Regions from separate parts of the Homo sapiens genome. Here all the other regions are linked to region 5. The links are chromatin loops, found by intact Hi-C in ENCODE. Cell type or tissue: heart right ventricle. All regions are shown on one strand. Region 1 has its middle 33 kb from the start of CAVIN3. Region 2 has its middle 22 kb from the start of CAVIN3. Region 3 overlaps FHIP1B (FHF complex subunit HOOK interacting protein 1B). Region 4 holds the start of LOC124902623 (a long non-coding RNA gene). Region 5 holds the start of LOC107984303 (a long non-coding RNA gene).

Region 1 (5,000 bases), 330 kb before region 5:
TTTCCTTCTTTCTTTTTTTTTTTTGAGACGGTGTCTTGCTCGATAGCCCAGGCTGGAGTGCAGTGGCACGATCTCGGCTCACCACAACCTCCGTCTCCCGGGTTCGAGCAATTCTCCTGTCTCAGCCTCCTGAGTAGCTCGGACTACAGGCACGTGCCACCACGACCAGCTAATTTTTTTTTTTTTGTATTTTTACTAGAGATGGGGTTTCACCTTGTTGGTCAGGCTGGTCTCTAATTCCTGACCTCAGGTGATCCATCTGCCTTGGCCTCCCAAAGTGCTGGGATTACAGGCATAAGCCACCACGCCCGGCTATGTATCACATTTTCTATTAAATAAATAATCATACAGTTTGTCTAACAGCTGTGTCTCCTAATTGGAGGTGAGTTTCACAAGGACATGAATTTTATATATATATATGAATTATATATATATAAATTATATATATATGAATTATATATATAATTCATATATATATATGAATTATATATATAAATTATATATATATGAATTATATATATAAATTATATATATATGAATTATATATAAATTATATATATATGAATTATATATATATAAATTATATATATAAATTATATATATATATAAATTATATATATATATATATTTTTTTTTTTTTGAGACAGAGTCTCACTCTGTTGCCCAGGCTTGAGTGCAGTGGCACGATCTCGGCTCACTGCAACCTCTGCTTCCTGGGTTCAAGCAATTCTCTGCCTCAGCCTCCTGAGTAACTGGGATTACAGGCGTCCGCCACCATGCCCAGCTAATTTTTTGTATTTTTAGTAGAGACGGGGTTTCACCATCTTAGCCAGGCTGGTCTTGAACTCCTGACCCCGTGAGCTACCCACCTTGGCCTCCCAAAGTGATGAATTCTATTTTATACACTGTTGTTTCCCCAATACCTTGCACAAGGCTCAATACGCAGGGGAGCTCAATAAGGATGTGTGGTAAGAATGAATGAATGAATGAATGAATGAATGAATAATGAATGCATTGACTGAATGGCTGACTTGTTATGCTTTTGATTAATGGGATGGTTTTGGTTTTTCTTCTGAAAAAAGGCCTTAATGCTGAAGGTTCTGTTTGTAGATGGAAAAACAGGCCTTAGGGGCAGCTGGCAAACAAGAACAGTGGTTAATGTTTAAAGGAACTCCATGGGCAGCTCAAATGCAGGGAGCCCAGCATGAGTTAAAACAGAGGAAAAAATGGCTCTGGGAAGAGGGGGAACAGGAATAGGGATGGTGAATCACAATTTCCTATATCTGGCCACCAAGTTTTCCTGTAATTTGTATTTACTTTAGACCCTGTACTAAGTTCCCAGAGGATTTGGGGTAAAAGTGGAAGCTGGTTTGTTTACGTTACACTGTTCATGTGGATTAGTGTGTGGCAGAAACATTTTGGAGGGTTATTGCTAATCATCCCTGATGTATGTGGGCTGGGGCTGGAGTGGCCAAAGCCGGCCTTTTGGGGGACAACCCTGGGATTGCACCAATTAGCCCAGCAGGGCCCACTCCTCCTCATGAGACCTGGGCGCAGCTGTGGCCCCTCTCTGGACAAAGGGCACAGGGATGGAGCAGAAGGCAGAGCCCTGGAGATAAGAGGCTTCTCAGGGGAGCAGAGAGAGGGAAGCGGAAGACAGTTGGGTGGCCTGAGGGGACCTGCCCAGTTCTTGTTATGCTCACTAGGCCTTAATTAAAGACCTTTGGTCATGCAGCTCTTAGTGATGGTCAGGGTCCCTGAGGAATGGGGCTGATCAAGACTGTTAAAGGTCTAAACACATTAAAGATTATGTTTGGTTTCTACATGTTATTCAAAACAAAATGGTATAGGCCATAAAATAAATACAAAGAAAGTTAATAAAATGTATCCCACGATGGTCATACTGATGGCCTTTTGCAAATATTGAATTCTTTAAAAATTTGTTTTCCTGTTTTGTGGTTTCTGCTTTCATAATGCCATAGCTCTTTCTTATCAGCTTATTGAAGAATCCATCCCTGATGAGGGGTCTGAGGGAGGGTTCCTGTCAATGAAACTTGAATGAAAACTAGAGAAATCTGAGTCCTCAGCTCACGGAGAAGCAGAGTGAGGACCCCAATCATTGATGGGCTCAGTGAGGACCCTGGTTACTGAGGGGCCTGAGTGAGGGTCCCTGGGAGGCCTGTGAAGGAGACTGTGGTCACTGAGGGGGCTGAGCTGAGGCACTGTTGTTGAGGTGTCTCAGAGAAGGTCCTTAGTTACTGAAAACTGGGGTGAGGGTAGGCTCTGGTCCATGACGAGCCTAAACATGATGCTCTGGTCATTGGGGACCTGTGGAAAAATCCCTGATCACTGAGGGGTCTGAGTCAAGGGCCCTACTTACTAAGGGCCTGGGTGGAGACATCTGGTCACCAAAGCCTGAAGGAGAGGGTCCTGTCACAAATTCTTACAGGTGATCAGAGGTTTCTGAGTGAGAGGCTCTATTACTGAGAGGGACAAGGAGGATGCTTGTGTCACTGACTTAGGGTGACCAGCTCCTGATGAAACTGAGGGTGGGGTCCCTGGCTCTCAGAGGGTTGAAGAAAGGGCTCTGGACACTGAGACATGACTGAGGGTATTCGGTCAACGGGAAGTATAAATGAGGGGCTTTCCCTAGCAAGCATGGGCTCACATAGGTGGGACAAACTGCCCAATGTGGGATCTGGTAGCTGAGATTTCACGGCAGGGTTAAACCACAGTGGTCCTTAATTCTTCCTCCCTCTTCCTCCTTCGGCCTGACCTGCAGGTCTTCTAGATACCAGTAGATGGCACTGCAACCTCACATGTGGAGGGGGCAGCTGGCTTAGGTCCCAAGGTGGGTCCCAAGTGCAAGCAGGTGAGAAGTGAGAGAGGAAATTAGTTGCCCTTCTGACCAGATTCCCTGGAGTCAGGGGAGAATCAGGCTTGACAGCTTAGATCCCCTAAGCACAGCCACCTAGAGGCCAAATCCTGTTATCACAGACCAACTAGTTCCAAATGCACTGTGACTTTTTATGTTGGATTCATTCATACGTTTTTTTTTCCAGCAAGTGTACATCCAATATATGATAGAATTTGAGTTAGGTGCTGAGGATACAAGGGTGATTAAGCAAGGTCACTATTTTTAGAAGCTCATGGTGTCAGAGGTGAAAATTAATATAAATAAAATAATTACAATAAATGTGATAAGGATTGAAGAACAAGGATATGCACAATGCTTTGGAGGCCCAGGGAAGGTCTGAATATACAGTTTAAGGAGGTTGTGAAAGTGTGAGGAGGAAGAGGTGACATTGAAACAGGGTCTCAAAGCATGAACAGGGATTTTGTTTGTGAGGCACACATGAGGGAAGGTATCTGGGGCAGGAGCAAATGTGTGAGTAAGGATGTGGGGTGTGTGAGAGAGCCTGGGGTGTCAAGGGATCTCCATGCGGTCCAAAACATCTAGGAAATATGGAACACTATAGGGGTGGGCTGGGAGGATGGTGAGGAGGAGGAATGACATATAGATATGGGGGAAGATCATTAAGAATCTTATACCCATATTTAATTTAAGGCTTTGGTCGTGGTTCTTAAACGGATAAAAAATCAGGAGAATTTTCTACAGGCAGATGAAATATTCTGGTTTCTGTTTAATTACTTTGGTAGCCAAGTTGTAATTAGAGGAGGGATGGACTGCAGGCAGAGACCCAACTAGGCAACCAAGTTAGAATTTATGAGAGTTAAATAAAGAAGGATGTTGCAGAAAAGAAAACAGATCTGAGGGGTGTTTAGGAGGGAGGATGAGCAGGATTTTGTGTCAAAATAGACATGAAAAGTAAGGGAGAACGAGGAATGTAGAAAAATAATAAATGTTAACATTTATTAAACATTTAACATCTGTAATACTTTATCTCAATAATCATAACAGCACTCTCTAAGGTAGGAAATATTACCCCTATTTTCGGATGAGGCAACTGGAGCTCACAGAGGCTACATGATTTGTCTAAGACCACACAGCTAGTTCTGTCCCCTGCCTGGTTTTCCTATGTTAAACCTTTTCTCTCTCCAGATTCCCCTCCAGAGTGAGATTTAGGAAATCCTTCCTTAAAATCCTCCAGCGGCTCCCTATTGTGTACTTCACAGTTGCATCAACCTTTCTCCACCTCATTCTAAAGATCAGGCAGGTAGGACTGCTGGCAACTCCCCAAAGTGCTAACCTTCCTTGCCTGTGTGCACTTTTCTATGTGGTACACTGCTGACAACTCCCCAAAGTGCTAACCTTTCTCGTCTGTGTGCCCTTGTATATGTGCTGCAGTGCTGACAACTCCCCAAAGGGCTAATCTTTCTTGCCTTGTGCACTTGTGTGTGTGCTGCCATGCTGATGCACATTCCAGCTGACACCTTCACACATGCTGGCTCCTTCTGCCTCATCCGCACCTCCCTCCTACCCACTGACCTGATTAACTTATACTTGTCTTTTGAATCTTAACTTAAATGTCGTTTCCTCAGGGTAGTTTTTTATGACTCACCCTCAAGTCCATGAGGTTAGGTCTATGTATAATGTACTGTCACAGCATTTAGTACTTTTCTTTCATAGATCACAATTATAATGAAGTCACTATTTTCATAATTACTAGCTTAACGTCAGTTTCTTCCACTGGATTATTTTCATTTTTTGAGGTGATGGAGGGGCTACTTGAGGGGTATTCATAGCAGCTTTGTTGTAGCAACAAAAATACCATGAATTAGTTACATAAAATGTGATTAAATATTCCTTATAATGAAATATTATGCAGCCATTAAAATGAATGAGAGCTCATGCCACCCTCCCTCAATTTCCATCCAGGCCCTGTTGACAGAAGAGAAGACTCAAGCCTGATTTGCAGATAGCTCTGCATAGGACACAGCTACCAGACAGAAATGGCCAGAGGGAAGGGAAGCCCAACTTTCATCCTTCCGGGAATAACACCTTTCCTGGGGACAGGTTTACACTGATTTCTGGGTGG
Region 2 (5,000 bases), 270 kb before region 5:
GCCATGTTGGCCAGGATGTTCTCGAACTCCTGACCTCAGGTGATCCGCCTGTCTCAGCCTCCCAAAGTGCTGGGATTACAGGCATGAGCCAACTCGCCTGGCTTGTTTTGTTCTTTTTACTTACTTTGGCTCATCTGTCACAGAAGTCCTCTGCTAAACAAAGATGTTTGTGGATGTTTCTTCCCTGAGCAATAATTAAACAAAGTTTTTCAAATTGTCAAAATCATTCTAGCATTCTGGGGGATGCCCTTAACCTTGATGATGGACTTTCCAGCTACTAACTTGGGGCTTTATGACTCAGAAACTTGACATGTTCCCAAGGTAACATTAACTTCTGGGTTTGTTTATTAACCGTCCTAAGAAAAGGTCTCACTCTCTGCTGTTAGGAATACATGTTTTGATAATGACGGTGGTCCTACACACACTCAAGCAAGCCATAAATACCCAGGAGGGCATATACTGTGGTGAAAGATGAAGGCCTTTTTTCTGAACTGGACAAGTATCCTCAGCATTTTTCCAGCAAGCCATTATCATTACCGTCATCTATGCATTGACAATAGGATATATTAGCCATCGCTAAAGTGGGGTGCACAATCTCAGGGGCTACTCAGGACAGCCTTTTGAAATTTCCATTTTGATGATGAGATACCTGGTACAACTTCTCAGCACATTACAATGTCTGCCAAAATAGTGTCAGGACACCTCAGTCAATAGAACAGAAAAAACACCAAGTGCTTCTGAACAGGGATGTCATCATAAAGCTTCTAGAAAGTTTCTGCGCTAGGTTGCTGGGAAAGTCGCCAGACTGGGCTGCCTCAAAAGTCTCTGATACTTTGCCTTAAAGTCTCTAGGCCCTCTGTGGCTAAAACAAAGACGGGGACAAGCCATTAAAGGATAATTTAGTTCTAAGTAGCCATTAAAAGATAATTTTCATAAACAGGTAAGATCAGTACTCTTATACAGATATAAGAATAAACATGAGTTAAAGTTTTTATTTAACTAATTCATGAGGAAAGCAGTGAAGTATTACAACCAGGTGAAAGGAGAATCCCAAGGACAGACACATTTATAGATCCGGAATATTAAAATGACTGTGCAAATACAGCCAGATGGGGTTTTTTTTGTTGTTGTTGTTGTTTTACCGGACAGCATTCATTTGCATATCTATAGACAAGAATGATTTAGCATTGCTGCCAGTTATCTACACTTTATAGAGCTGCAAAACAGCTCCCACAGAATTGGAATCAGACAAGTCAGGTGTGCTCTGGAATGACAACACGTAATTTTCAAATTAAGCACAATTTTTTCCTTATAGTCCCCCCACTTTTTATTACAAAGAACCTCAAAGATTCTTGATGACAAAATGAGTATGGTCTTATTAGATTCGGCCTGGTTCTTTAAACAGGTGCAGCAAGACTGTTAACCATATGGGCCTTCTTTAAGTTTTTTCCGCTAGAGGTTCTCTAAGAAATCTCAGCTTGATCTTTTACAAGCTTCTATTCATTTGCTGTCTTGAAGCTAAGATGGTAAGTCCAAGGAAATTTCTCCATAAGATTTCATCTGTAGTATCTATACATTTTGGCCTAATTCCTTTCTTCTTGAATCTTCCTTCCTTCCTTCCTTTGCCATGTTGGCCAGGCTCGTCTCGAACTCCTGACCTCAGGTGATCCACTCGTTTCAGCCACCCAAAGTACTGGAATTATAGGCATGAGCCACCGTGACCAGCCTCTTCTTGAATTTTTCAAAACCTCTCAAGGCTCTTGGCCTGCCACGAAAGTGACCTCCCTTACCACCTCCAAGGCTGGATCCTGGATAAATCCAGGTACCAGGACGGTTTTCCTTGGACAGATTTGCCAGCACTGGCTCCATCAAATCAACCTTAGTTTCCTAAAAGGGGCTGATCATGCACAGGCTATGGCTTCCCTGGGCTGGCAGGAAGCTCCTCTGCAGCTGCTGTTCACAGAGCTGCAGCCTGGTGGCCACTGATGCCAAAGACTGGGTACTTGGAGCCACTGGTGCGCTGGTCAGCAGAGGGCGTGCTCCCTGCCACCTGGGCGGAGAGGACTGGGGAGGATGAAGTAGGGTGAGGTTGGTGGGCTTACTACCTTAATGCTAACTCTCACAGCTGTTTGGAGATGAGCCCACCACCACCTGCCCCTGCTTGTCTCAAATCTTTTCTAAAAAGGACAAAAGAGGCTCACCAGTTGTTCCTCGTGTTCCTGGTTACAAATTATTTGGCAAAGTTTATCCCAGAGATTATCTTTAGAAAACTTTCAAAAATAATTTAGCAAAAGTATGAAGCACAAACAGAAGGACCTGTCAACCACCATGTCAGGCTTCAAGACATAAGAATTTCGAATCTGAACCATTTTTACCTGTACTCTGATTTCCAGGTATGAGCCATCATATGATTGATTACTGCTTTTATGTTCTGCTTAAGAAATCTTTGCCCACTCCAAGGAAATCTTGTCAAATCATTAGAAGAAGCTTTAGGTCACCAACAAGAATGTGGGACTGTGAATCAGTCTCAAAATCAAGAAATTAAAGCAGTCAAAAAAAAGAAAGAGAGAGAAGGAAAGAAAGAAAAAAAGAAAGAAGGAAAGACAGAAAAAAGAAAGAAGGAAAGAAAGAAAACAGTAATTTAAACAGGAAGAAAATATTGCCAGTTGCAGTGGTTATTTGGACCAGTGAAAAATAAGGCATAGTAGGAGAAAAGGTAAATTATGTTCAGGGGTTGCCCCCTAGTGTTCCTGGGCAAATTTGTAGTCTCACTGTAGGAAATGAATGGATTATCATTCCTGACCTTTATGAACTAGTCCTCTCAAGAGGAAAGGAGTGGTGAAAAAACTTTGGTGAAACAAGTTCTCTCTGAACACATCATTCTCTCTGATAGAGAAGGTGTACCTGTTGGCGATCCTGGTGCTGGTCTGGAATTAAGCTGGACAGATCCTATGCATTGCCATCTCTCTACCTACATCTTTTAGAAGAGTGGCCATTTCATGATGTTTTACATAGTATGGTAGCAGCATATTTATGTTACAGTCCTGATGTTAGTTATGTCCAAGGATGCATGTCATTGTGGTAATGCTCATTCTCAATTTGGAAGAGACCAATGCCTTCACTGCATTTGCAAAGATCTCATAAATAAGTCACGCCAGTTGGTCTTCTGTGTGGATCACAGCAAGGTGTTAAGATATTTTGCAACGTTTGAAGTATTCTCTGAAGACAATTTCTTCAGATTGTTTCTTCAAGTCTTATGGCCTTACACCAGGCACATGCTTAATAGATAGGATCTTCACACTGTATCATAAATCACTACTCTACTTGATCTGTTCTATCCAGTCTGAGATGTTTTACAGAGACAGGAAGAAATTTTTATTTAGAACTGGACTAGGAACCCTTCATCTGTATGAAGATAGTTTCCTACAGATGGACTTGATTCATATTGCACCTTGTCTAACTAAACGGGCAGAGGCTATCATATCAGAAAAGCTGTTTAGCTGTATTGCAGTCACCTGGACACAGAAGAGTACCAAGAAATGGCCCTAGGTCTTTGTGTCTGTAATGAAGCATATTAAAGAAGGAGATAAGGATATTTTTAAAATGTAGCATATTTAAAGTATTAGAAGTTCAAATCCATTATTTTCTGGGAATTTTAAGAATATTCTTTTTATATAAGTGCTTATTTATCTCTATCAGCCAATCAGAAAAGAGCCTCTTTAAAAAGAGATTGATAATCTAATTTATTAGTATTATCTAGAGGTAGGAAAATTTTACATACTTACACTGTGAAAGGTAAAGATCTTTCTAAATTATGGACACATAGACAAACAGAGACAAAGAAATCTTATACTTCAATTAAAAATTCCATCATGGGTTAAGGGTAATAAAGAAACCCCAAAACTCACCAGTCTCAGTATGAAAGATTTGTTCTCCTTCCCAGTGAGCCCAGGATTCTTAATTCATTTGGGCTTAAAGTAGACAAATAGACAAACAAAAAGAACTAATAATCCAGATTCTCCATTTTCTCTCACACAAAAGAGAATATGTCTCTATAAGTCATTCATCTATTTATAGAGATCACCAAATGGTCAGACTATGAAACCCAATTCTCAATCATTGCTGCTGCTAATGATTATTGCCTACAAATGAACCAAAACCAAAACACAAAATTAGTAAAGAGAAAAATTAAAATTACAAAAATAGCAAAGATGCATGTGTAAATTGAGCCCAAACTCGTTTTTATTTGGGGGTGGGGTGGGGTAGGGAGGTAAGAGGGAATGGTGTTTTGCATTGCCGTTATTTACAGCTTAGAGTTGTAAAAGAGCTCCCATAGAAACAGAAACAGATAATAGGAAGTGTGGGCTATTGACAATGCATGGTTTTATTGAAGCTCAAAATCTACTCTACATAAGGTAATCCTTAAGGTTGGGATGCTGATGCCATTTTCAGTGTTACAAAGCTACGGTCCTAACTGGGCCTGCCTGTAATCCACTCACTTCTGAGCCCCAGCACACGACTCTAGGATTCTGTTTACAACTCTTCTCCAACCCCAACTAGCCCACGACTTTCATCCAATCAGGACAGGCACCCTCTCGTAGCACTCACAGTATCACCAGTCAGGCCACACACAACGGGGAGAAAAAAATCAACCCTCTTTCCATGTTTTTGAAATCCAGATGTGAAGAGCTAAAAATAATTTTTTAAAACTTGAATTTGTTTAAAATCTCCCTAACTGTAGTTTCCAATGTAAAAAGCAAAGCAAAGCGAAGCGAAGTAAAACAAACCAAAAACCCACTCACAAATCCAAAGGGATTTTCTTGAACTGTTTCAACAAGAAAAACAGCAGGCTCTTCCTACTTTTCTGAAGCTCCTAAATAAAATTTTTTTCTGACTCAGAGTTATAGTGAATTGCTCAACTTTATTTCCCAATGTAAAAAAAGGAAAAGAGAAATCCTCACAAAAATACTGCAGTAAGGCCGGGCCCGGTGGCTCACGCC
Region 3 (5,000 bases), 200 kb before region 5:
GTATGGTATTCCTACTTGCTTTCTGGACATCATGAATATCCTGTAGATGTCTCAAAACTTAACATGTTCAAAACTGTACTCAACCTCTTTTCTAAAACACAATTCCCCTTCTTATGTGTTTCTAGTCTGTTAATGGCTTTATCTTTTACTGAATCTCCTATACTTCCTATGAGAGTCTTCTCTCATCCCCCATTTGTTTGCCAGGTCTTGTTGCTTTTACTTTGCGGTTAATTTAAATCTGGAGGCAGATATTCTGCATTTGCATTTTAGTCCTGTCACTAGCTGGGTAATGTTGGGCAATTTATTTAACCTCTCTGGGCCTTGATTTCCTCCTATGTAAAATGTGGATAATAATACTTAAATGGGTTTTTATGAGGTTTAAGTTAGCTACTTCGTGTAGTGCTGGAATGGAGCCTGGCATGTAGTAAATATATGTTTGCTGTAATACTTATTAATTCAGCATTCAATTTCAAAAGCATATTTGAGTTCAGGCTGTATGTTTGCACTGGGATTTCAAAGAAAAATGAATGCTATTTTTATTTTGTCAAGGAACTTGCTATTGATTGGCAGAGGTATTACAGGTATAAATAATTTCAGTATTGCATGGAACATATTAAGATAGAGGCGAATCTCAGATTTATCTTTCCTAATATTTCTCTTAGTTCATGACATTACTTTCTTATTTTCAAATGGACTATTGAAACAGCTTCTTATAAATTGTCCACTGCAATCCATCTCTCTCTGCTCCATCTTATTCTGTTACCTGATGTATTTTTGAAGGACAATCTGATCTTACCATTTTCTTGTTTAAAAACCTCCTTTGTTTCTAGGGTGTCAGTAGACAAAAGCTAAACTCCTTAGCATAATATTTAGCAATACTTATAACCGTCACCCACATTTACCCTTCAACTAATGTTGTGCCTCTCTTCTCTGAATAGTCTGTGATTAAGGCACACTAAATTTGCAACTGTTCTTTGAATTTTTCGTGTTCTTTCACGGTACCATAGTTTTGTACGTACTGTTTTTAATATGAAGAAAACCTTTCCCTCTGCTCTCTGCTTAATTAGTATCTCATTATTAAAGATCTAAGTTCAATATTAACTCTGTGGAACCCTCTAATAGCCCAGGCAGAGTTAGTTGTTTTCCTTCATGCCCCCATGACACTTTTTATAAATACTTCTATTTACAATATTTGTTGGATTTATGTTTATGCTACCTCAACTGTTTTTATCCATCTTTGTTATTTCCAGTGCTTACTTAGAACAGTGCCCAGTATTTTATCCATATGGATATACATTGAGTTAATGAGTAAGCCCTACCTGCTCTTTAGGACTGGGCCCCTCCCTTTATAAGACTCACCTGTTCTATAGAAATTTTGCTTAAACATAGTGGCTACCTTCCTTTAGTTGTGAGCTGGAAATTGTGTGAGAGAGTATCTGGGTGAAGGGAGATATTGTTAATATAACCTTAGGGCAAAATGTGGGGCTGGTGCCAGGTCTCTGGATTCCTTCGGCCTTTGTTGAGTATAAAGAGGAAGGACAACTGAACCACCCCTTTCCTTTCAAGGTTTTATGCTTGTGAGAGACAGTACTGATGAGGGTGTGGTGGCTGTAAAGGAGAAGGAACTATGGTTCCTTCTCCAATAGCTACTTGGTACTTTTTTCCTTTTTCTTGTGAGGATGTCTTACCATTTTCTTGGGAGCGAGTTTGGGTTGTGTCTGGCAGGAGTGGAGATGGGAATGTGTCTGTCTTCCTTACTGGAAAGGAAACAGCTCTTCTTTATTGGTTGGCTCTGAATTCTTCCTCTTAAGAGTATTCAGTCAGTTAAGGGTCTTATTTGCTCATCTCCCATAGGTCACTGGGTAGGTTTCTAGGGAAGCACCTGTGATAGACAGAAATTTCTTCTTCAGTAGTCCCAGAGGGCTAGAGTCAGATCAAGGCTGGATTTCTTGATTGATTGTTCATTCATTCATTCATTCACTCACTTATTTGCTTCAGCATTAATACGTTCAACGAATATTTATTGAGTCCCTAGGCCCTGGGGATACAACAGACACAATAAGACAAACCCTGCCCTCAAAGAAGCTACCTAATGTGGGGAAGATAGACAAATAAATAAATAGTTTCAGGTAGTGAAAACTGCCAAGAAGAAAGGATTAGGAAGCTAGAGAGTGAAGGTGAGAAGATGTGCTATTTAGATAGAATTGTTAGGCAGGGCCTATCTGGGGAGATGATTTGAAACAAACAAACAAACAAAACGAGCAATGACAGCAATGTGAAAAGCAGGAGAAGGACATTCTAGTCTAGGCAGAGGGAACAAAAAGTATTCAAGAAGGCCTGTGTCACTAAAGTGTGAGTGAGAAGGAGAATGGTAGGAAGTTATACAGATTAGATTATGTAGGCTCCTGTAGGCCAAGATAAGGAATTTGAACTATTACAGTGTGTTAGGAAATTATTGGAGAGTATTCAGCAGAGGACAGGTCATATAATTTAGGTTTTAAAAATATCACTCTGGTTGTTTTGATAACTCTTAGGAGGATAGTAAAGGAATCATGGAGACCAGATTGGAAGCTACTGCAATAGTGAGACATATTTTGAAGGTAGAGATGATAGAGTTTGCTGATGAACTGGATATTGGAAGTAAGGAAAAGAAAAAACAAGGATAATGTACACATTTTCAGCTTGAGCATTTAGGTTAATTTTGGTATCATTTTCTTTTGAGATGGAGAAAGTTGAAGGAGTAACAGGTTTGGTGGTAGAAATCTGAGTTCTGTTTTAGACATGTCAGTTGCTGATTGTGTGTATGTGTGTATGTATATATAGGTGTGTGGAGTTTTCAGTGGAGTGGTGGTTCTGAGTTCTGGAAAGTGAGCTTCTATTTATCCCTTCCATTATCTCTTCTCTGAATTAGATTTAGAAATCTGGACTGGCCAGTGACCTCTGGGCTTGCCATTCCAGCCTGGTATAACCTCTGGCTCCATGGGCAGCTACTGGCTCCTACAGACCGGATGAAGCAGACTGGAGACACAAGTGGAGAAAACCTCCAGCTGGCAAATCCTCAGAGTGTAGGCCTCTGGCTGCCAGTCCTGCCCAGCCTGCCTCATGGAGAGGATGAATTGGCTGAGCAGACTGGCCTCCCGGGGCCCTGGGCACCGTATACCTCAAGGGGCCAATCTCCAAACCCCAGTCATGGCTGATCCCGAGACCTGCCTCATGGTCTTCAAGAATCACTGGTCCCAGGTAGGAGACTGTATGGCAAAGGGCCTTGTCTGCTGATCACCTGAGTTCTCCCAGCCTTCTATATTCTCCTCATCCCATTTAGTAACCTTATCAATTTAGATTCCTTCCATCTTCTGTCCTTTTTCCCTAGGTGGTGCGAATCCTGGAGCGGCAAGGCCCTCGGGCAGCTCCTGGGGGTGCAGACGATCTCAGTGCTGTGCGCAACCACACTTACCAGATGTTGACACTGCTGGCAGAGGACCGTGCAGTTCCCTCGGCCCCCACAGGCCCTGGGCCCCTGCTGGAGTTTGCTCTGCACGAGGATCTGCTGACCCGTGTGTTGACATGGCAGCTGCAATGGGATGAGCTTGGGGATGGGGTCGAGGAACGGCGGGCTGAGCAACTGAAACTATTTGAAATGCTAGTGAGCGAAGCTCGCCAGCCACTGTTGCGGCATGGTCCAGTTCGTGAGGCTCTGCTCACCCTGCTGGATGCCTGTGGCCGCCCTGTGCCCAGTAGCCCAGCACTGGATGAAGGCTTGGTGCTACTTCTCAGCCAGCTGTGTGTTTGTGTGGCCCAGGAGCCTTCATTGCTCGAGTTCTTCCTGCAGCCACCTCCTGAGCCTGGAGCCGCTCCCCGTCTTCTTCTCTTTTCTCGCCTTGTCCCTTTTGTGCATCGAGAGGGCACCCTGGGCCAGCAGGCCCGTGATGCCCTACTTCTTCTCATGGCTTTGTCAGCTGGGAGCCCCACTGTGGGCCGCTACATCGCGGATCACTCTTACTTCTGCCCGGTTAGCACCCCCTGGCTTGGAGGGTAGGGTGTGGTGTGTAGATACTGAACAGCACCTTCCTATCCAGGAGATGGGGAGAGGCTATGTTCCAGGGCCCGTTCCCCTAGGAAACAGTTCCTGGATTTGAAAGCAGCCCCCTGGAGTTGTAGTGGGGATGAATCATGGGCTTAGATGGATAGGGCAGATACTAAGTCTCTTTGTAGGCCTGTGAATTCTAGGTGAGTTTCAGGCACATTGGGTAGGCAAATGCTTGCTTTGGTAATAGCTTATACCCCTATTCCCATCAAAACTCTGGATTACTAGCTCCCCTGTTCCAGTTTTTATATTTTATAAATGTATTTTATATATGAGCTTTTGGTAACTTCTCATAGGTGCTGGCCACAGGGCTCAGTGCCCTGTACTCATCACTGCCTCGAAAGATTGAGGTTCCAGGGGATGATTGGCACTGTCTGCGACGGGAAGACTGGCTGGGAGTGCCAGCCCTTGCACTCTTCATGAGTTCCCTGGAGTTCTGCAATGCAGTAATTCAGGTAGGACTGAAAGTCTGGCCCTTGGTCATTTTTGGGAGATTAGGTAGGAGGGGGTATATTCCCTGGAGTTCTGTCATTTTTCCATCTTGGAAGTAGGATGCCTCTCTGTAGTGTACTATTCTACTCCCTTCCAGGCAGTGGTCTCCTCATAACCCTCCCCCTTCTCTCTGGCACTCCTACAGGTGGCTCACCCCCTGGTGCAGAAGCAGTTGGTTGATTATATCCATAATGGGTTCCTGGTGCCTGTCATGGGTCCTGCCTTGCACAAGGTGAGAGTCATGGGTGGCAAGGCATATAAGGGGCTAAGCTGCAGTGGTAACCTCAGTGACAGGACTAACGTAGGAGGCGGTGGGTAGAGTACTCCTCCCTTTTGCCCTGTCTGCTCCTGATTTCTCTTAGAATCCAGGGAAAATGGCCCTGTATGTGCAGGGAAGCTGTGCATTTCCAGACTTTCCCTTCTT
Region 4 (5,000 bases), 340 kb before region 5:
TCTGTTTCTTCCACTAGTAATGAACTGCACAAAAGTAGAGACTCTTCACCAGTGTAACCCAAGTACCTAGAACAGTGGTTGGAATATTACAGGTGCCAAATGAATATTTGTTGAGTGAATGAATGAATAAACTTGCTTACTGTTAAGATTCAAGAGGGCAGGAAACATCTACTGTGTTCATTATGATACGCCCAGTGTCTACCACAGTACCTGGTCAGCGTGTGTATTGGTTTCCTAGAGCTGTTGTAAAAAATTACCACAAACTTGGTGGCATAAGGCAACATAAATTTATTCTCATTGTTCTGGAGGCTAGAGGTTTGATGTCAAGATGTCAGCAGGGCCACACTCCCTCTGAAGGCTTGAAGGGAGAATCTGCTCTTTCTGCTTCTGACATTTCCGGGCATTCCTTGGCTTATGGCTGCATCACTGCAATCTCTGCCTCTGTCTTCAGTGGCCTTCTCTTGCATTTGTTTCTTTTAAGGACATTTGCCATTGGATTTAAGGCCCATCAGATAATCAAGGATCCTGAGATCCTTAACTTGATTACATCTTTAAAGTTCTGTTTTCCAAATAAGGTCACATTCACGGGTTCTGGGACATGGGCATAACTTTTGGAGTGGGGGAAGCAACTATTTAACCTACTACAGAACTTACAAAACACTTGTTGGCTGACTGGCTAGACTGACTAGTCTCCCTGGGTCTACTTTTGCCCCTGTCCAATCCGTCTTCCACAATGCCACTAACCTGACCTTTCTAATTAGAAAAAGCCTTCTTTTCTTTTTCTTTTTCTTTTTTTTGGAATCATAACTTCCTACTTGGAAATTTGAAAAAACTTCTGTGTTTTTCCATCCTAGGGGAAAAAAATTCATACTCCTTAGCTCAGCTACAAGATCTTCCATCTGTTGTTCTCTGCTTCCCTGTTCAAGTCTCTCTTCTCCCTCTCTCCTCACTTTTCACTTTGTGCTCCAACCACATGGCTGACCAGGGTCCTCTGTATATTTGTGTAGTATATGCAGTTTCTTCTTCCTCAAATAGCTTCCTATCCTTTGACCCTTTGGCAAACTCCTATTCATCCTTCAAGTCTCAACCAAAGTCCCTCTTCTATGCTGCCGTCCCTGCACACTGACCCCACACCCCTATCTAGAATCCTAATATGTAGATGCTCATTTGATGTTTGTTTGAATAAGTAAATAAACCCAAGTGGGATGGGGGCTGAGAAGGGTAGGACCTGGATTAGGCTTGGGTCTGGAAGAAAAGGAAAATGGGAAAAGTCACACTTGGTATCTAGGACAGGTGCCAGGGACTGGTGGGATGCTGGGACTGGAAGCATTTGGCCTTTGGGTAATACGGCCTGAGATAGATGTGATGGGAGGCCTGCCTATGGGAGGTGGTGAGATGGCACAGGGGTGTGTGGTCTGGTGTTAGAGGGCCAGCAGATGCGAGGCCCAGGTGGGCTGCCATGCTATAGAATCTAGTCTTCTTGGGCCACAGTTCCCGGGATGGGATTAGTTAACTCAACAGAGACCACCTTTGTTATGAGACCTGGGCACAGCTGTGGCCATGTCTGAAGAGGGACCCGGGAGCACAGGCAAAACAAAATGGAAAGCCCCAGTGGCCAGAGGCCTCTCTGGAGACCAGTGGGAAGGGGACGATAAACAGAGGAAACAGATGGGACCTGTCCAGCTCTTGGGGATCAAAGAGCCCCCACAAACACCACTCCTTATGTCCTCTGAGTAATGGTCTTTAGTAACCTAGGCACAGAGGGTCCTAAAAGAGAGGACTATAGGTCACTGAAAGGACCTGGTCGTGGGGGTCTGAGAAAGGCCCTGGTCTTTGGGGGTCAAGAGCTATAGGTCCTGGTCATTGAATGACCTGATTGTGAAGCCAAGCCTAAATGAGGTGCCCTCACCACCATGGAGCTAGAATGAGGGGTTCTGGTCAGTAGAGAGCCTTAGAAAGAGGCCCTGGTCATTGGATGCATGACCTAGGGGCCCTGGTCACTGAGGCTCTGGTCAGTGGGGGGTGGGACTGGGGGCTGCACAAGGGGCCCTGATTCCTGAGGAGACTGACCTAGAGGCCATGGTAACTAAAGGACTTGAGCAGGGGGCTCTGGTGACTGAAGCCTGAATGAGGGGCTCTGGTCAGTGGGGGCTTAAGGGAAAGGCCACTTCTGTTATTCCTGAGCTGAGGTGGGGAGAGCTCAGTGCTCCTTGTCAGCCTAGCATGCTCCTGTGCCCTCCCAACCTGACCAGCATGGCTCCCAATAGCCAGCAGATGGCACTGTGGCCTTGCCTGATGAGAAGTGGGCAGCCAGCAGGCAGTCCTTGGGGTGAAGAAGCTCAGCGGAGAGACAGGCTCAGGTGCTGCCTCCAGCAGCTTTGGGAGCTGCAAGAATTTGGGAGGGGGTGTGGTAAGACAGACCTTGATCAAACTCTCTGGGGTGATGGCCCAAGGCAGACGCGCTGGAAGCAGAGAATGCTGTGCCGTGGGTCAGGAGGCCTCAGTGTCTTCCATACCTCAGAAGGCAGGACGGGCTTGGTCAATAGCTCTGGAGTTCAGAACAAACTACTGCAAATGTGGCCCAACATACTCAGATACACTTTCACTCCAAGACTAATGCAGCTGTCCCTGTCACAAGATCCAAGACAAACTAAGACGTACCCTGAACATTAAGCTGTCATTTCCCGGCACTCTCAGTATTCCAGAAGGAATTAAGAGTCTGTACCCTGGCACAGTCAGAACTTGTCACAGCCCAGAACTCAATACCTCACTCACGGGGCGTGGCCACATTCCAGAACCATGTCACAGTCCAGGGCCTTGTCATACCCCAGATATAGACACAGAGTGGGGCTCTGGCATCCCTCAAATAATGGCACGTCCCAGGAACCTCCATGTGCAGAACAACCCAGGGCCTGTCCTGTCAATCTTTATATACTGGCATTTCCCAGGGGCTTGTCACAGCCCCTGCTTGGCCCTGAGCTGTGATAGTATCTGGTGTGCAACAGCTACGATGTGACAGGGCCCTGGGATATGGCAGTATTCAGTATACAACAGAGTCCTGAAATGTCCCTGTATTGGAGGATTGACAGGGCCCTGGGCTGTGACTTTATCTACAATGTGCAGCAACTGGTTCCAAAACTCACACCTGTGGGTTTGGCCATCATCAACAAGTATTAGTGATCAGAGTGCATAGCAATTATGGTGACAAGCTCCATGGGGGATACAGAGTGTACAAAGCAGTGTTTCTCAAACTATCCATGGTGACAAGACCAATTTTATTTTAAACATTTGCATTTCAAATCCACTGCAGACTGACACTTTTGTAAAATGCAATTAAATTGCTAGAAAAACAAAAATTTGGCCGGGCGTGGTGGCTCATGCCTGTAATCCCAGCACTTCGGGAGGCCGAGGTGGGCAGATAACCTGAGGTCAGGAGTTTGAGACCAGTCTGGCCAACATGGTGAAACCCTGTGTCTACTAACAATACAAACATTAGCTGGGCGTGGTGGCAGGCACCGGTAATCCCAGCTACTTAGGAGGCTGAGGCAGGAGAATTGCTTCAACCCGGGAGGCGGAGGTTGCAGTGAGCCGAGATCGTGCCATTGCACTCCAGCCTAGGGGACAAGAGTAAGACTTCGTCTCAAAAAGAAAAAAGAAAAAAAAGAAAAAATTTAAAAAGACACAAAATATGAACCCAGTTTGTAAAAATAAACTTTTTATTTTGGAATAATTTTAGATTTGCAGAAAAGTTGCGAAGAGAGTAGACAGTTGCTGTGTACCCTTCATTCAATTTCCCCTAATGTTAATATCTTGGATAACTGTGGTACATTTATCGAAACTAATAAATTAGCTGTGGCATGGTACTATTCACTAAACTACAGACTCTCTTCAGATTTCAGCAGTTTTTCCACTAATGTCCTTTTTCTGTTTCAGAATCTAATTCAGGATACCATATGGCGTTAGGTGTACTTTTTGTTATTAAATTAAATGATAAATAATGATTCTGTCAAATTGCTATAGACATTTCTAAATGCTTACTCTCCATTTCTGAACTTATCTTCTCATGGGAACAAATAATTTGTAGGTGGATACTGGCCTGTAGGCCACAATTTTGAGTAGCGCTGGTATAAAATGGCTAGCTGTCATATATATGGTGGTGTGGCAGGGAAGTGAGGGGTGGGAAGCAACTGGCATTTACAACTAGAGTACAGGGGTACAGAGGAAGCAAAGGTGGTGGCCATGTGGGTGGGTCTTGGCCATGGAACACAGTAATGGAAATGGAGAGCTTTTGGAATGCAGTCCCGAAAGATACCTAGTAAGACAGTGATCCTGCAAGTGTGCATTGTTTTGAAGTTTTGGTGTAAATATCTGCAACAACCAGCAGGTCCTGATGACTATTTATGAGCTCATTGAGCTATAAAGGTGGGTAGAGAACTTCGAATTTTTTTTTTCTTTTTTTTTTTTTTTTTTTTAGAGAGGAGAAGAAAAACCACACACAGGGATCAGACGCCTCCAGCTGAAGAAGGTGAGGCATAGAGATCTCTCACCACTAGGGAACATATCTGAGTCAGTCAGCACCAAATATGTTAGCAGTGGCAGGTATCTGAGTTACTGGCAGCGAATCTGTATGCATCTGCAGCAACCTCAATTCTTGCCTCCTTAGAAGAAAGAATTCAGCCAGGCGTGGTGGCTCATGCCTGTAATCCCAGCACTTTGGGAGGCCGAGTCGGGTGGGTCACCTGAAGTTGGGGGTTCGAGACCAGCCTGACCAACATGGAGACGCCCTCTCTCTACTAAAAATACAAAAATTAGCTGGGCGTGGTGGTGCATGTCTATAATCCCAGCTACTCAGGAGGCTGAGGCAAGAGAATCGCTTGAACCCAGGAGGCAGAGGTTGCAGTAAGTGGAGACTGTGCCATTGCACTCCAGTATGGGCAACAAGAGTGAAACTCTGTCTCAAAAAAAAAAAAAAAAAAAAAAAGAAGAAGAAAGAATTCAAC
Region 5 (5,000 bases):
CCCTAAGAGAGTAGGAAACAGGAAAGCTGACTAGGACATTGTGTTGGCCACTTTCCCTATATGTTTAAGCTACACATTCAGTGAACTGAATATCAAGTCTTACTTGATCTGTTGACTGCCCAAGTGCTGTAGTTGAATGTGGAAAGATATGTCATAGTGTCAGGTTTCTGGATAATAATGGTTCCAGTTAGGTGAAAAAAAACCTTACACTGGTTATTTACAGATAATTTAATGTAAACAATTGTTTAAGTGGGTATTGGAGACAATGATGAAAAAAAGGAGGTTCAAGTAACAGATAAACAGTATCTATGGGAAGAAACCTCCACTTGGAAAGAGGTTGGGTCATTAGAACCTAAAAGGCTAGGAAGTGGCCCATAGAACTGGATCTCAGATATCTGAGGAAGGATGCTGTCCCTAATTGGTACTTATGCCATAGGACCTCAGAGGATGTGGCCCTCAGAGCTGGGACTAAAACCTTTGAGGATGGGACACTACCTTGATGGTGCTGGTATTTTTGAGAGAGTTCAATAAGGCTGGGAGTTAAACAAAAACCAAAACCAATCAACCAACCAACCAATCTGGAGACTAGAATCAATTCCACTTCCAAGATAAAGAGTTGCTGCTAAGGAATACTGACAAGACAGGAACAGACAGAAAGAGCAAGTGTCCCTCTCCATGTTTCAACCTTCTAATGTTTCTGTTGCTCTCTGTAGGTAGAAACTCAGAGAGAGACAGCTGGCAAAGAAGGGTTTGACTCCCAGTGCCAGCATGACAGAGTACAGTATGGACGGCAGGCTTGGGACTGAGAGATAAGTGTTAGTAACTGGCGCAGCTCCAATCTTATGTGGGTCTGAAAGCTTGTGACTACTGAGGAGCACCTATAACATCACCCTGCAGTGCACTGTTCCTACCAGGGAATTAGAGTCAGAATCAAGTCCCCTAGTGCAGGTGGGTGGAGAAACATGACATCATGTTTAGAGGCAGCATTCATAGCTATGAAGGAATTGACATGAAGCTGGTAAGAGGAGTAAGATCAACTGCCCCACATTGTGGGGATTAGATAAAGTAACTGTAACCCAATGCTGGTGTGGGCTCTAGGAGGAGAGTTTCTTCCAGTCACTCAACAACAGTAGGAAAGAAAAATTATACCCATTGGCTTACAGGAAGGGGCTCTTAGTACCTTCAGGCTTGGCTCTCATTGTCTCAAGCCAGAGCCACAGGTTCAACTCAGTATTTGTCATATTTTAAGCACAGAATTCTCTAATAGAACTTCTCTCCATTTCACAGTTGCTAAGAGAGTTTTATCTCTCACTGTTTTCCTATTGTCCCTTAGATGATATAAAGGCCAACTTCACCACTGATTTTCTAAAATAATACTTATAATGAAAATCCAAGTTCATGTGTTTTGAGCACTTGCAATATACCAATGTCTATGAATAATAATATTTAATTTTCATAAGAGCCTTCTATACGTGATCATAAAAGTGAGTTTTTAAAAAGGAATCTAATAGGATATAATTCATAGGAATATAATACATCTGTAATCAGGTGATATTTTCAAGCATTTGGTCAACTCCATTCGTCTTTCCAGGAGTGCTTTCCCTGCATCTGCCATGATTTCACCCGGAAGCAAGCCCAGAATGAACTCAAAGAGGAGTCTATGTTATTTGGCCAAAACTCAGATCTTAATTCCCGAACCAGACTTCTGTAGATCAATGCAAATGGCCAACACAATTATGAGATGCTTGACTCAAACTGGGTGTACATAGGGATAGAAACTACCAACTTTGTTGTAGGGATTTGTAAAGGATGGAGGGACCAAGACAGCAGTGGGACAACAGTGATCACCCCTCACAGTAACTAGCACAGCTCTCACATATTGAGGGGCTCAGTAAACATTTCCTTACTTATGATATTGAATTGGCTAAAAGAAGAGTTGAAAAATCATGTCTATCTTTAATCTCTAGTTCCCCAGTAGTAGAGTCCTAAACGTAACAAATGGATAAACCACATACTTGAAAAGTTGGCTCTCTGCTCTGGTTCTAAGTATAGAGGTTTAGAGGACCACAGATTTCTCACAAAATTGTCAAGCTCACTGCAAGTGGTAAAATAACTGGTCTCAAGGGTCCTAGATAGGCTTTGAAGTAAATCCTCATACAGATGATAAAGGAGCAAGATAACCAAAGAATCAGACCATGAAGGGCAGACCCAACTCTGCTGTGAAGTTCCCATAGCAAAATGTTAAAACATGTCCTCTCTGTAAAGGTTTTCAAGCACTGTCTTGAGTGGATATAATGAAGTAGTATAAATTAAAGGCATTTTAAATGGATGGGGTACCAATGTTTTGTCAGTTTTTCAAAACTGAGGAAGTCTATGAAGATTTGCTTTGCTGATACAACCTGAATATGTTCCAACTGCATTGGAAGAGGGTGCATTCAGAACATGAGAAGAGAGACAGGAGTAGCTTTCCAAAGGTCACTCCCCTCACTCCCTGGTTTGCAGGTTAGTCATATTTGTGTGAGGAACACAGCCTCTTGAGCAGGAAGATCTGATATCATTGCACATTGCTATTCAATACCATAGCTGACTTAAATCAAGGCCAGTGGAAAGAAAGAATAGCAAGTCCTCTGGAATTAAGGTGGAAAAAGAAGGGACCCTATGTTGGTAGCCAAAGCTCAAAACAAACACCTAAGTATTGTTGAGGGAACAATACTACACTTTCCATTTATCACAGAAAGCTTTTTAGTGCCTAGCCATCCTGATACTTTATTATGCTTTGGTGTATATTCTAGGCAGTGAGAGTTCTGAGACATCAGAGAAAGTTTATAGCATCAAGACTGCAACTGTAGAACTTAAACAGCAACGTCTGAAGTTAAGCAAACTCTTCATAGTTGGCAAGTCAACATTGCCCCTTTGTGGCTATTTGTGGGAATAACGGTACTGTATTGAATGCCAGTTCTCAGTCTCAGGTGTTTGAAAGAGAACGTGACAAGTCCGTTTAGAAAACTCCTGTACTTCCTGCTCATAGGGCACATAGGGACTTGAGTGATTAATTTAACAAATAAAAGAGACATACCAATTTATACCATGATTTTCTTTTCTTCAGCAACATTTAAAAGTCAATACCAAATCACTGACATGAGTCAGGTATTCATAAGAATAGTGAATATCCTTAGTGTTTCATAACATATTACACTATCAGCATTTGGCTGAGTACTGTATATAATAACAACATTTCTGCACCTATTCAACCAAAAATTAGTTATTGAGTTCTTTACGTGTGATTAGCACTCTGAACATACAGGAAAACTAAGTTTTAGAGAGATTATGGTCAAAATAGCCCATGAATTATAATTCCCATTTTTGCAGATGAGGCAACTGAGCAAAATGATAAATTATACATAGTCATTTAATCAATAGGGACCAGAGTTAAAATTGAGAAGTAAGGCATTTTGCTACATAAACCCATTTTTGCTTCTTCAGAGTCTAGGGATTGAGGTATATTTTTAATCTTTCACTGGATAGCTTTGTAGTTTCCTAAGTTTTTCATACTCCAGATTATAGATATCAAAGGCAGAGTACACTAAAAACCCACACGCATTGAATTAGTCAATGCAATTAAAGTTAGCTACTGTAACAATGATAGCACAGTGGCCTAACACAATAAAATTTACTTCTCACCCACACCTCATTCCAATGCATGAGGGCTTTGCTCCACATCAACATTTAGGGACCCATGCTTTTTTTATTATGTGGATCCTCCATGTTCTGGGCTCTTAGAGACCTTCACTGGTGCTTCTGAATCTGGGTGGCAAGCCAGAAAGAGAAAGAATATGCAGGATTTTGTAAGCTTTAGGGCCCCAAACTAGGAGACACATCACTTTCTCTATCATTTCATCGGCCAGACTCCTCACATAGATCCAGCTGCTTGCAAAAGAGCCTTGATCATAAATTTTCATTTCTCTTTTTCCTACATAGACAATAGGCTTACCTCCTTATCAAGGGAGACCACCCAAGCTCTCATCTGATTACTCTATGCAGCAAAAAATCCAAGACCTACAGATGTGTGTGGCCTTCTCCATCAGATCCCATTGTGATTTCTCTTTCACCAGTGATATTCTGTCTCTCTATTAATGGCGGAGCAGATGATTTCCAACTGGAAATGAAGTGTAGAATTCAGTTAGCAGTAACTTAATAGTAATGCGAGAATGCTTTAGGAGCAGATATTGCAATATTTTTACTTACTGAGAGGGGGACAAGTTTCTTGACTAGACATTGTTTGCGTTCTCTAGGAGGAACTCTCCTGATCATTGTTTTCAATGTCCTGATCATTGCTTTTTATTGTTTTTTTAATGCCATCTGCCTTTGGGGGTTTGTGCCTTTATTAATGTTCCCATTATCCTAAATGTGCCTTTATTAATGTTCCCATTATCCTAAATGAAGCAGGCATCGAACAATGTGACTTCTTTTGGAGTGACACTGCATTTGAACCTACTTTCTACTTATAAAATATTAGTATCAGTACTTTAAATAATTTTTTATTTAATTATTCATTTTAAAATTGATACATAATAATTATACATATTTATGAAGTTACATACAACGTGTAGTGAGCAGATCAGGGTAATTAGCATATCCATCATCTCAAACATTTATCATTACTTTGTGTTGGGTATATTCAATATTCTTTCTTCTAGCTATTTGAAAATATACAATATATTGTTGACTATTATCATCCTTTAGTTCTGTAAAACACTAGTACTTGTTTCTCCTTTCTAATTGTAATTTGTGTAGGATCAATACATTTTTTAAATTCTAAAGCAAAAACTTTCTTCAAAAGTCAAGTTCATGTTTCTTTGGCAATAAACCCCCTCGAAGGCCTAATAGGTTTTTGATCTATCTGTATCAGGTCAGTTCAATGTGCTAGTGATCACACTCAAAGGATTTTCTTAGGCATAATTTCCATTACTTTTCTTTTCTATATTGTCTTCTCCCTTTCT

Evidence for each region. Hi-C counts contacts between places; a loop is a spot of excess contacts. Peaks named below come from ENCODE experiments on the same cell type or tissue, not always from the same donor. Only the 100,000 strongest peaks of a DNase experiment are listed, where the experiment ranks them.
Region 1: a loop joins it to region 5, with 9 times the contacts of the local background. A loop is called at or near these places in 93 of 110 quality-filtered maps.
Region 2: a loop joins it to region 5, with 6 times the contacts of the local background. A loop is called at or near these places in 22 of 110 quality-filtered maps.
Region 3: a loop joins it to region 5, with 2.3 times the contacts of the local background. A loop is called at or near these places in 2 of 110 quality-filtered maps.
Region 4: a loop joins it to region 5, with 8 times the contacts of the local background. A loop is called at or near these places in 93 of 110 quality-filtered maps.

What each region holds. Positions count from the first base shown.
Region 1 is chr11:6,351,429-6,356,428 of GRCh38, reverse strand. No RefSeq gene overlaps it. Among named protein-coding and RNA genes, the nearest start is that of CAVIN3, 33 kb to the right of the region's middle. In heart right ventricle, a CTCF peak has its summit at 2,817 (motif pointing right); a DNase peak (open chromatin) is centred at 2,828.
Region 2 is chr11:6,295,781-6,300,780 of GRCh38, reverse strand. No RefSeq gene overlaps it. Among named protein-coding and RNA genes, the nearest start is that of CAVIN3, 22 kb to the left of the region's middle. In heart right ventricle, CTCF peaks have their summits at 1,794, 1,993 (motif pointing right) and 2,762 (motif pointing left); a DNase peak (open chromatin) is centred at 1,996.
Region 3 is chr11:6,222,619-6,227,618 of GRCh38, reverse strand. FHIP1B (FHF complex subunit HOOK interacting protein 1B) reads left to right here. Exons shown (of 12, transcript NM_001098794.2): 2 at 2,912-3,240; 3 at 3,371-4,009; 4 at 4,381-4,539; 5 at 4,722-4,808. The coding sequence starts at 3,103. Among named protein-coding and RNA genes, the nearest start is that of FHIP1B, 9.5 kb to the left of the region's middle. In heart right ventricle, no CTCF peak of the experiment used is centred here; no DNase peak of the experiment used is centred here; H3K27ac peaks cover 2,759 bases.
Region 4 is chr11:6,360,532-6,365,531 of GRCh38, reverse strand. It overlaps LOC124902623 (a long non-coding RNA gene), which reads right to left and starts at 2,737. Exons shown (of 2, transcript XR_007062571.1): 1 at 2,422-2,737; 2 at 265-1,245. RefSeq lists a silencer at 2,159-2,453. In heart right ventricle, a CTCF peak has its summit at 2,270 (motif pointing right); DNase peaks (open chromatin) are centred at 2,281 and 2,791; H3K4me3 peaks cover 357 bases; H3K27ac peaks cover 1,363 bases.
Region 5 is chr11:6,021,080-6,026,079 of GRCh38, reverse strand. OR56A1 (olfactory receptor family 56 subfamily A member 1) reads left to right here. Exons shown (of 2, transcript NM_001388488.1): 2 at 1-5,000. It overlaps LOC107984303 (a long non-coding RNA gene), which reads right to left and starts at 4,080. Exons shown (of 4, transcript XR_001748102.2): 1 at 3,992-4,080. It also overlaps a transcript of OR56A3 not described here. In heart right ventricle, CTCF peaks have their summits at 2,716 and 2,924; no DNase peak of the experiment used is centred here.